2 separate regions of the Homo sapiens genome follow, and region 1 is linked to region 2. The links are chromatin loops, found by intact Hi-C in ENCODE. Cell type or tissue: lower leg skin. All regions are shown on one strand. Each heading gives the region's core, and the rest is flanking DNA. Links, peaks and the distances in the headings are about the cores only. Region 1 overlaps ZIC4 (Zic family zinc finger 4). Region 2 overlaps LOC124909495 (a long non-coding RNA gene).

Region 1 (6,384 bases), core at 1,251-3,750, 310 kb after region 2:
GAGCATCTCTAATTAATACAACTGCAAGGAGAAAGTTTTCACACTTCCAGAACAGCCTGTGAAGTTACATTAATTAGTTTAGCAGCCATTGTTTGTACTCTCCTTAGTTAGGGTTTTCTCGCTCCTCCTCCCTGGAAGTTTAAGAAATCAACATCTTCTCCCCTCCCCCATTTTGGGGGCGGGAGAAGGGGACTGGTGGGGACAGGAGAAAATAAAATGAATTCCAGCTTGGTGCCCCACTTCTCCTACTGCCCGGTGCCTTGCCTTACTCGCCCCTATTCTTGCTGGAACATCGACAATTGTTGGAGTCAAAGAACTTCCTAAGGCTAGTTGTTCTAACGCCTATCTTCTCCCCAAACTCTCCCTTCCCGGGGAAGGTCCATGGCCCGGACACTGGCACATGCGGAGACCAGACCAAAGTCCACTTGGAGCCTGGCACTTTATTTCTAAAGCTTGTCTGGAAGTGTACGGTTTCCCTGAGTTCTTTTCAGGGTTTCCCACAATGTCGCATGGATCTCACCCCCTCACCAGAGGTTTTAGCTTCGGGAAGGGGCGGTAGGTCACACTGGAATCCTGGCCCCAGGCCTGCTACTCCGGGAGCTGGCGGCGGACACCCGGAAGGTAGACTCGCAGTCCTGAGCTGGAGAAGGAACTCATCTTTAATGACAGGGTTTTTTTTTTTTTTTTTTTAAACAAACAAACTTTTACAGCTCTTTGCCGGCCCACTGTTTGAATTCTGTGAAGCAGAAAATGGTTAAATTCTTAGCACAGTCGACCTACAGCAGAGAAGCAAGTTCAGTGCGCCACGGCTGGCTCAGGTTTTCGTGTTTTCAGGACAGAATTTTGTGCGTTCTTTCGGTTCGCGGTCCTGATTCATTAGCGGTGGGGGGTGGGGGAAACAACAAACAAAAACAAACAAACAAACAAACACGACCAACAACGAACTACAGAGTCTGGCCTGCTCGGGCATTTCCCTCAAATCCCCCTCCTAGTCATAAAAAGAAGAGAGAGAGAGTGAGAGAGAGAGAGAGAGAGAGAGAGGGAAAAAAAATATTTCTCAAATGGCAATAGACCTCACTACAAATTATTCATGAAGACAGTTCTCGATTCAACAGGAAAATAATTGCCTTTTCAAATATTAATGGCGTTTCATTTCCTCGAGTAGCAGAAGCGGCAAACAGGAGCAAATTTCTCAGGAGCTGAGATTCTCCCTGACCTGAATCCGGGGCCTGGCTTTGAAGGCGACTGTCCGCACCGAAAGGATTCACTTTGTGGCGGTCACAGCGATCCCGGAACAATGGTGCCTCGGGGAGGGAGGCGCGGGCCAGCAACCGCGCTCGGCCTGGCCACCGCCACCCAGCTCCTCTCCAGGGACCCCTCGGCCGGGGCCGGGAGCTCACCACACCTTCCCCGGCGTCTGAGGGCGAGTCAGTGCTGGGGATCCGAGGTAGAGGAAAAGAGACCGCGCCGGGGCGCAGTCGCCGGGACAACCAGATCCAGCCACAAGTGCGAGAAAATGGCGCTGGCCCAGCTAGCCCGAGCTTCCGAACTTTGTTCGGCGGACCCGGCTCAGGGTCGGAGAGGAGGCCTTTCAGGACTGCTGGGCCTCTGGGATGAGAATCTGGGTCTTTCACAGCGCAGCCCCGGGCCTAGGACGCTCCGAGCGGGCTGCAGGGGCCTAGCCCAACGCCGCCTCTTCACATTCACCCACCCACCCAGGGCGCAGTGCAGGGAGCTGGAGGGAGGGGGAAGGACTGGAGGCCGGGTGTTGGCGGGGGGCGGGGGTGATGTCAAGCGCAGAGACCAGGGCGCCTCCTGCAGCTCCGGAGCAAGCTGGGGCGCGGCCTCACCTGGCCTCCTAGGGGCCTGCGAACTTCCCGGCTGCCGGTATCACTCAGTGCACTGCTGTTTTCTCCTCTGCTCCTCGTCTGGAGCGAAATAATTGTTTTTGTTTTACGTGAATGTCCAGTGAGGCGCTCACGAGATCGGATAAGCGTTTGGCGGGATTTTTGTTGGGGGTGGGGGTTGTTGGGGAGGGGCACCAAATTCTAATTCCATTTCACCTCTGTTTTCTCAAAATAACCTTGGTTCTTTTGCAGGCCCTGAATTGTATGTTTTTTGTAATTTTTTTTTTTTTTTTGAAAGAGAAGAAGGAAGAAAGTTTTGGGTTTGCAAATGCTGGCAGGAATCAGAGGAGATAAAAATGGGGGCAAATAGGAACACTGATTTATTCCGCATCTTTCTATCACTGTTTTATAAAATGGTGCCAGTGTCCCGCGAAATGGCAGGTGCCAACACCTTCCAGACTGTTCAGTGTACTAGCTGTGCTCCTGTAGGGTGGGAATCCAGCGACCAGGTGGTGCCGGAGACCCGGGCTCAGGAGCCGCTGATTGCGCAGAAGCGCAGGTTGTGCGCAAACCTCTCTGTCCGAGCCTCAACAGGGCTCGGGAATTGGGGCTTTGTTTGTTCTAACCAGCCCCAAAGCGCCTGTTTTTCCTGGATGCGGCGGGAGAAGCAACTACAAAGGCAACAGTTCTCCAGCTGCGCGTCTTCCTCCTCAGCTAGACGCTAGGTAGCCGGTCCCTTAACTCAGAGCGCTGGGAGGCAGCCATTTGTTTAAAGCGCCCAGAAACCTTCTTCCCCCATTTCCGCAGCACTTGCAGCTCCGGCAGGAATCTAGGCTTCCGGGTTCTCGGGGTCCTTTCCTCTCCTACACGTCAGCGAATTCAGCTGGCCGTGAGCTCCCCGATTGGGGCTCGGTCCGGCCAATATTGTCACTCTAACGTGCACTCGCGCCTTCCCTCGGCTCTACAGGGCATCGCAGCCACCGATCCCAGCCCCTCCCCGGCCTATGCCAGCCGCCTGGTGGCCCTCCGGGCTGCGGAGCCAGGCCTGGCCTGACAGCAGCAGCTGTTTTCTTCCCGAAGCCGCAGCGCTCAAGGGCGTGGTTGCGGTAGACACCTCGGATCCCATTTGGCCTGTGCGGACCCTACCGCGCCAACCCCTCGTCTTAGGACCGAGAGGCCCGACAGCCAGGTGGGGGTGGTCTGGGCAGACCGGTCGACATCGCAAGTCAGTGCGGACTGGGAGGGCCAGCTGCCCACAGCACGGTCTCCAGGAAGCCTCTGGAGCAGCGTAATGAAATATTATTACTGGCGAGCGTATCTGGAGGGATCCCGGAAGGTTTAGGCAAGATTTGAAGAATGCTGCTAAATGTTTGCCCTCAGGGGGTAGAAGGAAAGAGGGAGGGGGCTCCATTCCTGTAAAAATCTCTTCTGAAGTGAATCATTGCTCAGAATACCTCTCCCTGCAGCACGAATCCACTTTATGCACACACAATGTGCATCGGCTGCGCATCCTTAAATTATTTCATCGCTTTGGCGTTTGCGCAAAACCTACTTTAGGAAACAATTTGGGCCAGGATGGGGGTGGGTGGGGGGGATGAACGGCTGGGCGGGGTAGCGGCAGAGAAGTTAGTCTGAAACAGCAACTTTAAATCGAGCAGATGTGAGCTTCCCCGTTAACTATATTGTGAGCTCCTCCGTTAATGTATTTCCGAGCAGAGGTGCTTCTGGTTCCAAGTGGAGAAAATTTGGAGGAAACAACCCGAGTGGATCAGGATTTTCGAGGATGGAAACTCGACTAAGATGGAGTCACTGTCGCTCCTCCTCCATACCCTCCCCATGAGCCCAGAGGAGGAAGGCGGGAGGGATGGAGGCGTTCAAGAGAGGGCACCGGGGGCGCTCTCTGCACGAGGGAAAGGGGTGCTCGACCTGAGGCGCCGTGGAAAGGGATTTCTGAAAATATTTTGTAGTTCTTTTCCAGAAAATGAGAGACGAATGGGGGAGGGTGGCAAGCACCTGACGGGAACACGACCCACAAGCACTAATGTCTCTGCGTTGCCTCCGCCAGGCGAGAAGCCCTTCAGATGCGAGTTCGAGGGCTGCGAGCGGCGCTTCGCCAACAGCAGCGACCGTAAGAAGCATTCGCACGTGCACACTAGCGACAAGCCATACACGTGCAAGGTGCGGGGCTGCGACAAGTGCTACACGCACCCCAGCTCGCTGCGTAAGCACATGAAGGTGCACGGGCGCTCGCCGCCGCCCAGCTCTGGCTACGATTCGGCTACACCGTCTGCCCTCGTGTCGCCCTCGTCGGACTGCGGCCACAAGTCCCAGGTGGCCTCCTCGGCGGCGGTGGCGGCGCGTACCGCCGACTTGAGCGAATGGTACGTGTGTCAGGGCTTGGGCCCCATAGCGGCTGCCCCCGCCGCGATCCTCAGCCCCGAGCTACCACCTGGCCCTGCTGCTGCCGCCGCCGCCTCCGGTATTAGGGCTGCCTCTGTGATTGCTGCTTCCGCACACACCGAATGCAGAGTAGGCCACGTTTCTGAGGCATGAAGAGGGCGAGGGCGGAAGGAAGGAAGGCCGGCCGGCCACCTGTAATAGTTGCTGGAGCTCACTGAATACGCTAATATAATGTCCATTATTTTAGAAGATAAATATGGTCCCCCTATTTATTCTGTAGTCACAATCAGCACCATCACCCCCACACGCGCCTTCATGACTGGGTATCATAAAACCAGGGTTAGGGGCGAAAAGAGACAGGGAGATGGAAAAAAAAGTTGGAGAATTTATGTGCAATCCTGTCAACTGCAGATGACAAAAGTAAAGCCACAGATTTCCCGCATGCTTCGCAGAATGGGAAATATTTTTCTCGAGGACTGGGCCGCTCCCACCCCCACTCTAACCCTCCCCTCCCCCACATTAATTCCAACCTCAGAAGTTCAGATCAAGGGAAGGGGGCAAAGGGAATTCCAGAGCCGTTTTCTTGACTCCAGTTTCTTTCCTCTTTGCCTTCCTATGGTTTCCCCTTCCCTAGGTATCCTTTGAAACAAAAAACACACAAGTCCTAATTTTTCCAACCTCCTCTATAAAGGAGGTAAGGGAGATTCATCGTCTTTTCAGCAGGGGGTGGGTGGGTGGTGGTTAGACGCTTCCACCCCTATGGAGTGGCCTGGGCACACAGATAAACATCTGCCTGTCGTCCACAGACTCAATATACATTGTATACTTGGAGTAGGGAGTGAATTCAAAACAACAAGAAATACAGACAAAGGAACACCAGAGAGGCTTCAGGATTCAATGCTGTGAGGCCTCCCCGGGCCTTTTTCCCACCCCAACCCCTGTAGAGGCGTTGCCTGTGTAGTCTTGTAGGTGCTTGGGCTCCGGGTGTAGAGCGAGCTGATGACGTCACTGAGTCGAAGCCTCTAAAGTGGAGAGACCTGACCTAGGCGGCCGTGTCTGGGTGAATTGCGTCAATTCGGTGATGGTCTTTGTTAGTAATTGCACAATGTTCGTCTTATTTTTAAAAAGGTGTAGGAGGAACTAGAGAAATGATCCACAATAATAAATATTGTAAAGGCAAACACCCAGTGGGTCTAGATTGAATGTGTATTTGATATGCTGCGTATGAAGTCCCCAGAAAAAAAGAACCAGATGTTGAAGGAGGGGGCGAGAAAGGCCTTTGCAATTGCGGCCAAAGGGAAAAAAATCAGGTCCTTTTTCCCCCCTCCCCCCATCTGCAGGGAGAATGCGGCTGCCCCAAAATCCTAGCTAAGACTTGAAGAAGTAAAGGAAAATAAAATAATAAAGCTTTGGCAGACTCATCTCAGTTCCCTAAGAATTTGAAAATCAGTGTGTGTGTATTGGGGAGGGAGGTAGGTTTTCTCTCTGGGGAGGGCCCCACAAAAGACCTCAATTTTAAAATCTGAGCCCAGCAAACAATTCCTGGCCCTGCCACTGATGAATTTTCTTCTGCTCTATCCTCTTCAGACGCAATTAGACAATTAGCACTCCTGCCCGCAGCCCCCACAACTTTCATCAGATGAAATAACATCCTAACTGGAGTGGAACTATTTTCATGACTCCAAATAAAAAATGCAGTCTTCCAAATACACCTTTAGTGAATCCGTCCTTGAGAAAGGGGGACTGAAATTCCTGCCTACACCTAATACAATAGGGCCCAGAGGCTGCCTGACCCAGCGCGGGCAGTCGGCAACAAACAACTCCTTCCCATAGTGAAACACCAACCCCACCACTAAGGTGCAGAGGGCATTTGCGGAACTTGCTGCTTCTGCCAATGTTTAAAAAGTCCCCCTTCCTGAAGTAGGACTTTTTTCTTTGTCTTCTGTTTCTAAGCTCCCCATTTTGCTTTCTATCTCAATCTAAAATAATGAAATAAAACAAAATGTTTGGTCGGCCACTAATCGCCTTTAATTTTTCATTTGCTTGTTACAGATGTCCACCGCGTTGCTCGCAAGGTAATCTCGCTCCGCGCAGCTGAGCGCCCCGCATCTCGCGCCTGCTACATCAAAGGGCCCGC
Region 2 (6,384 bases), core at 1,771-4,270:
CAACATCATTCATTAAGTTTATTTTTTCAGTTTTCTGGATTGAAATTTATTTTTGCTTCTATCTAATATATATCTATGTTAATTACATAATGTTATGTTGCTGATGTGGATTGACTTTCACGTCCATTAGAAAGTATCTTGCTGAAAACTTCAGGTTGAAAATTAATGCTATTTATAGGGAAATAAACTGTTCCACGAATTGTTTGTGCGCATGAGTGTGTAAGTAAATTGGTCTCTAGTTAGCACTGAAATTTTTTTTCAGCAGGTCTGTTTCCTAAGATTGATTGAATTCATGAAGTATAAACCAAATAAGCCAAAGAAGAAAGTTCAGAGAGGGAAAGAAACTTATGAAGAAAACAAAATAAATATTATTTGCAATATTAGAATCCATATCATAAATAAAACAAATTTTATTGACTTGTTTTTTAACTGTATGCACTGTGAAGAACACTGTCAAATTTATAACCTACAACTTCTTACATATTTTAGGCTTGGTATAAAATATTTTCAAGTTACTGCTCACTGAAATAGTATGACAAATAAATATTGCTTACACTAAATATAAAATTTCACAAATGTAATTTTATATTTTTTTAATAAATTTTCAGAATGTTAAACTGGCACCTTAGCAACTACCAATGGTAACTAATTTTGTGTATGTGTGTGCATGTGTGTGTTTTAGGAATTATTATGAGCTCATAGATACATTTTTCCAGCTTTTAAGTTCAGGGGTACATGTGCAGGTTTGTTACATGGGTAAGATGTGTGCCATGGTGGTTTGCTGCACAGATCATCCCATCACCCAGTTATTAAGCCAAGCATTCATCAGCTATTCTTCCTGATCCTCTCCTTCCTCCCAGCCCCTGCCCTCCAACAGGCCCCAGTGTGTGTTGTTCTCCACCATGTGTCCATGTGTTCTCATCATTTAGCTCCCACTTGTAAGTGAGAACATGAGGTATTTGGTTTTCTGTTCCTGCATTGGTTTGCTAAGAATAATGGCCTCGAGCCCCATCCATGTCCCTGCAAAGAACATAATCTCATTCCTTTTTGTGGATGCATAGTATTCCGTGGTGCACATGTACCACATTTTTTTTTAACCAAGTCTATCATTGATGGGCATTTAGATTGACTCCATGTCTTTGCTATCGTGAAGAAAGCTGCAATGAACATATGCGTGCATGTGTCTTTATAATAGAACAATTTATATTTTGGGGGTATATACCCAAAAATGGGATTGCTGGGTTGAAAGCTATTACTACCTCTATGTCTTTGAGGAATTGCCACACTGTCTTCCACAATGGTTGAACTAATTTACACTCCCACCACGAGTGTAAAAGTGTTCCTTTTTCTTTACAACCTCATCAGCATCTGTTGTTTTTTGACTTTTTAATAATAGCCATTCTGACTGGTGTGGGAAATACATATTTTAAAGTACATAGTTCAATGGATCCCACTATCTTTACAGTTGTTCAACTATATAATCTAATTCTAGAACATTTTCATAATTTCGGAAAGAAATCTTTACTCATTAGCACTCATTCCCCATTCTCCCTCCCCCTACCCTCAGCCTAGGCCATGACTAATTAACTTTCTGTCTCTATAGATTTGCCTATTCTGGACATCTCATATAAATAATACTATGCAATAGATTGTCTTTTGCAACTTGCTTCTTTCACTTAGCATAATGTTTTTGAAGTTTATCTATATTGTAGCATGTATTAGTGCTTCATTCCTTTTTATTGACAAATAATATTCTATTATATAAATATATACTATTTTTGCATTCCTTCATCTGTTGATTGTCAATTTGACTGTTTCTGCTTTTTGGCTATTATAAATAATGCTACTGTCACCATGTCACCATCCATGTACAAGTTATTGTGTTGACATATATTTTCATTTATTTTGGGTACATAACTAGTTGTGATATTCCTATGTCACATGGGAACTCTGTGTTTAATATTTTGAGGATCTACTAAAGACTTTTTTCCAAAGTGGCTGCTCATTTTACATTCCCACCAGCAATGGATTAAGTTCCCAATTTGTCCACGTCTATGCTAACACTTATTATTGCCTGCCTTACTATTATAGCCACTTCACTGGGTAGAAGTGATATCTCTTTGTGGTTTTAATTTACCTTCCAAATGCCTAATGATGTTGAATGTCATTTTAGGCACTTATTACCAATTAATATACTTTCTTTGGAGAAATGTCTATTAAAATATTTTTCCCATTTTCATAATTGGGTTGTCTTTTTATTATTGTTATAAAAGTTCTTTGTATATTCTAGATAATAATTCTTTGTCAGATGCACGATTTTCAAGTATTTTCTTCCAGTTGGGGGTAGTTTTTCTGTTCACTTTTTTGATGATGTCATTTGAAGCACAAAAGGTTTTTATCTCTGATGAATTCAGATATTTAGAATTAGTTTGCAAATTTCTGCAAAAAAAATGTCAGCTGGGATTTTGATAAGAATTGCATTGAGAGTTTAAAGATATTTCTATATGTGTTTATTTCTATCTATTTTAATCATAATTTATTTTGGCATTCAAATTGTTCTATTTTAGGCCAGTGGGAGCACTTTCAAATTGGCTCCTTATCCTTTTGGCATATGTTTGCTTAATAATCTTTGAGGGCTTCCTTTCTTCCTGGTATAACAAATGTTCAGTCCTTGTTTGGACATCCCCTAGCTCAGCCCCAGAGTTAGTCATTTCTCCAAGCAACCTTGGACCTTGGCTCCTTTTGGTGGCAAATTATATGTAAAGACCACAATCTGGATGCTAGGAATGATCATTGCTGTAGAGTTTTTACAGCTTGTTTTCTAGTGACAAAGCAAGGGAAAAAAATACATACACACACAATAAAGATAAATTTTAACTAATACCGATGTTTTAAAGTTATAGAAATTTATTTAACTTCCCTGTTTTATAATTTTATCTTTTTTAACATGAAAAATATATATGGTTTCCAATGTTATTAACACAATTATTTTTCTTTATTTTAAAATATACCTTTAAGTTCAAAACTAAAATATAACTGTAATCTCAGCACTTTGGGAGGCCAAAGCAAGAGAATCACCTGACACCAGAAGTTCAAGACAAGCCTGGGCAACATAGTGAGACCCCACCTCTATAAAAACCACAAAAATTAACCAGGTGTGGTGGCACAAACCTGTAGTCCCAGATACTTGGGAGGCTGAAATGGGAGGATTGCTTGAACCCAAGATGTCAAGGCTGCAATGAGCCATGATCATGTCACTGCACTCAAAGCTGGGTGACAGGGCAAGACCCTGTCTCAAAATAAATAAATAAAAGAATATTACCATTAATAATATTGCATAAAGTTTATTTGCTTTTTTATCCTTTGAATATAGTATACCATGGATATCCAGTCAAAGTACTGTATTTCAAAGTATTTTCTCTTTCTGGTTATTCTTCCATGTGATATAAAGTTAGGTTTACTTGTTTTAGTCATTTTTAATCTTTTAGGGAATTTCTACATTTAAATTTGTATTGCAATAATGTTAAACAGTTACACAGTTCTATGATAATGTGGGCTAACAGAGGTTTTACTTCCATCCCTGTTCCATCCATTCTGGTTTTTTGCTTCCCGTAAAAGTAACCATATTATTAATTTGGAGGGTTTTTTTCTATTACTTGTTTTTTAATATAAGCAAGTAGTCCATATGAATAATCATATTTTCACCACTTTCTTAGACTAAAATTGGCATCCTTGTTTTTTTCACTTTACATAGACCCTGGATAAAACTCTACATCATAAGGAAGACAGATATCTTCCTCACTCATTTTGCATTTGTAAGGCTCTCAAATACGCAGACACACATTCTCCTATTGATAGACATTGGGGTTGATTTCATTCTTAGGTCTAAGAGATCATACCACTATAAATAGTCTTGTGAAGTTTTTATTTTGTATTTTTGCCAGGATGTCTTTGGAATAGAGATGGGATTGCTGAGTATAACAGGCACACTTTGTGCTCCCTCAGGATCTACCTTCTTCCCTCTTCTGTGCACTCCGCTCTCAGCCCTGTGAGTCTTCCTTTCTAATGGCCTGCAGCTGTAGCTGGAAGACTGCCCTCAGGATACTGGAGCAGTTCTCTCTTGCATACTCAGATTGCTGGAAGTGCTGAGGAATTTACACTCTTCCAGGATAAGTTTAGAAAAGGATGGATGGGTATCAACATGTGAAAGCCCAGCACCTATGCCAGAGGCAACCTTATGAAATCAGGCACAAGCTTCTTCCTGAGACTCTCCCTGAAGCTGAACACTTTCAGGGCATCTTCTTCCCTAGGCTTACTCCCTTAGCTTTGTCTCCTACCGGCACTTTCTTAATTACCCATTTGTACAACCCTTTGATAATTTAAGATAGTGGTAATTGTACTTATTACCAAACTGGGTTGGAGTGAGAGGGAATGGGAGAGGTTAAAGATGATTCTAAAAGTTTTTGGTTTGATCAACTGGAAGAATATAATTGTCACAAGTGGAAGGAGAAAAGACTATGATTACAGTAGTTTTGAGGAAGAAGATAAGGATATCAGAATGGAGCAAAGCCTAAACTCAATATTCACATTAAGATAATGCATAGACTCTGAAATTAAAGTTCAAATTATAACTTCCTTTAAGTCAGGTACTATATTAGACAACTTTTGGAATTCCACAAAATACCTGGTACTGGACACCACACTCAGAAGATGTAAAATAAATATTTGTTAAATAAATATTTGTTGAATAAGTTAAAAGGTACTCACACCTTCAATCTTTTTCCCCATAGTGTGGGTGAAATATATGAGCAAATGCATTGCTAAATACTATGTTAATACTCTAAGTGTTTAAAGTGATAGAAAATATTTTTAAAACTGGCAAAATAGCCAAACTGATAATATTTATAAGGGATTATCTCTTTAATACAGATTTTTTAACATACTGTACAATGTGTGTTTGTGTATATAATTCTACATTTTCTTTTAAAAGACATAGTCAGATGTTATTCACTTAAGAATACATTGTTATGAATGTATTTAAGCAAAAAAAAAACAGATTTGAAATGTATCCTTAGGTTTTATAGCCATCTATTTTACACAGACTTTTCATATTGTTCTTTTTCTGAATCAAAATGCACATAACTTTTCAGTAACTACCAGTATATGTAAAATAACAAAAAGACTCATAATACTTAGAATACCTTATTTCCATATCTCATAACGAAATCTTATATTATACAGTATTTCTTGAATTTCTTTCTCATATTATTCAATAACACCATGGAAGGAATTTGCATACAAATTCAAAGTATTTAAAATTGAAGCTCATGTAAGAAATTATATGGGACATCATTTCATTTTAATAGATGACAATTAAATCTATGATAATTTGCATTTCCAAAACAATGAGTGCTACATTATTGCACAATTTGTAGATATGTTATGATGTATAAACAATGTTCAGACATTTATGCATTTGCTACTTTTCATATAACATCTAAAGCTAACCAGTCCTTGAAAAAGAAGTAAAGGATTTAGTCCTAGAAAGTTTACTGCAATATTGGCCAGTAAAGAAAGAGTTAAATTGAACTTTGGATATATGTTAGTCATAACATAATCTCTTGATATATTAGTGGGTCAATAGTTCAGCCAAGAAAGGGACTCTAACTTGAGCAGACACTAATTAAAAGAATCAATTCTTATCCTACTACATACGTCCAATCATATTAACACATTTCTAGATTTCTTACTCAGTGGACTAGTCAAGATTAAAGGATTTGCTAATATGAAGGAACAGAGTATGCTTCCAAACTGACTGAGCAGATTTGTGAACAAATTAGTTCATTTAAAATTGACAGTGAAAGATTGATTTTGCACAGAATGAGTTACCTAAGGTATTCATCATTTCCTCTGCCTCTGCACACAAGACAGAGATCCGTTTCCTTCACTTTCTGATTGTAATAGGGCTGCTTACTGAGCACCTTTATTTTACAGTCCTGATTGCAGCCTGTCATTCCTTTTAATTCAGACATATTTTAGCCTCTTAGGCAGACCTTCAGAAATAACTTCCTTAAAAGCCTCAGAAAAATGACTCATTACACATTGCTCAATTCAACCATGCTATAAATTATAATGCAGGGAAAAGTTCTAATTGCACAAAAGATCCAATTACTCATAAGGCTATGTGACTCCTTATTCAAAAGCAGGTACAAGTAGGAAATCCAGATGCAAAAACACATTTCCAAAGTTGAAGGTCAATACTCTACAACTCTAACAAAACCTAAGATGTTTGACATTTAGTATACGTTAGTATATATTAGCACATATTTAGTAGATAAATATTTTAAGTAAAGGGTTAGAAACTATATACAAAAAATGAAATAA

The links. Hi-C counts contacts between places; a loop is a spot of excess contacts. Peaks named below come from ENCODE experiments on the same cell type or tissue, not always from the same donor. Only the 100,000 strongest peaks of a DNase experiment are listed, where the experiment ranks them.
Region 1: a loop joins it to region 2, with 7 times the contacts of the local background. A loop is called at or near these places in 1 of 110 quality-filtered maps.

The regions. Positions count from the first base shown.
Region 1 is chr3:147,388,775-147,395,158 of GRCh38, reverse strand. It overlaps ZIC4 (Zic family zinc finger 4), which reads left to right. Exons shown (of 5, transcript NM_032153.6): 4 at 3,913-4,228; 5 at 6,300-6,384. The coding sequence ends at 6,300. It overlaps ZIC4-AS1 (ZIC4 antisense RNA 1), which reads right to left. Exons shown (of 2, transcript NR_046703.1): 2 at 6,253-6,384. Among named protein-coding and RNA genes, the nearest start is that of ZIC4-AS1, 5.1 kb to the right of the region's middle. RefSeq lists enhancers at 1,280-1,781, 3,651-4,165, 4,166-4,682. In lower leg skin, for the core only: no CTCF peak of the experiment used is centred there; DNase peaks (open chromatin) are centred at 1,528, 1,618 and 2,748; H3K4me3 peaks cover 483 bases.
Region 2 is chr3:147,698,998-147,705,381 of GRCh38, reverse strand. All of the region lies in intron 1 of LOC124909495 (a long non-coding RNA gene), which reads left to right. Among named protein-coding and RNA genes, the nearest start is that of ZIC1, 290 kb to the right of the region's middle. In lower leg skin, for the core only: no CTCF peak of the experiment used is centred there; no DNase peak of the experiment used is centred there.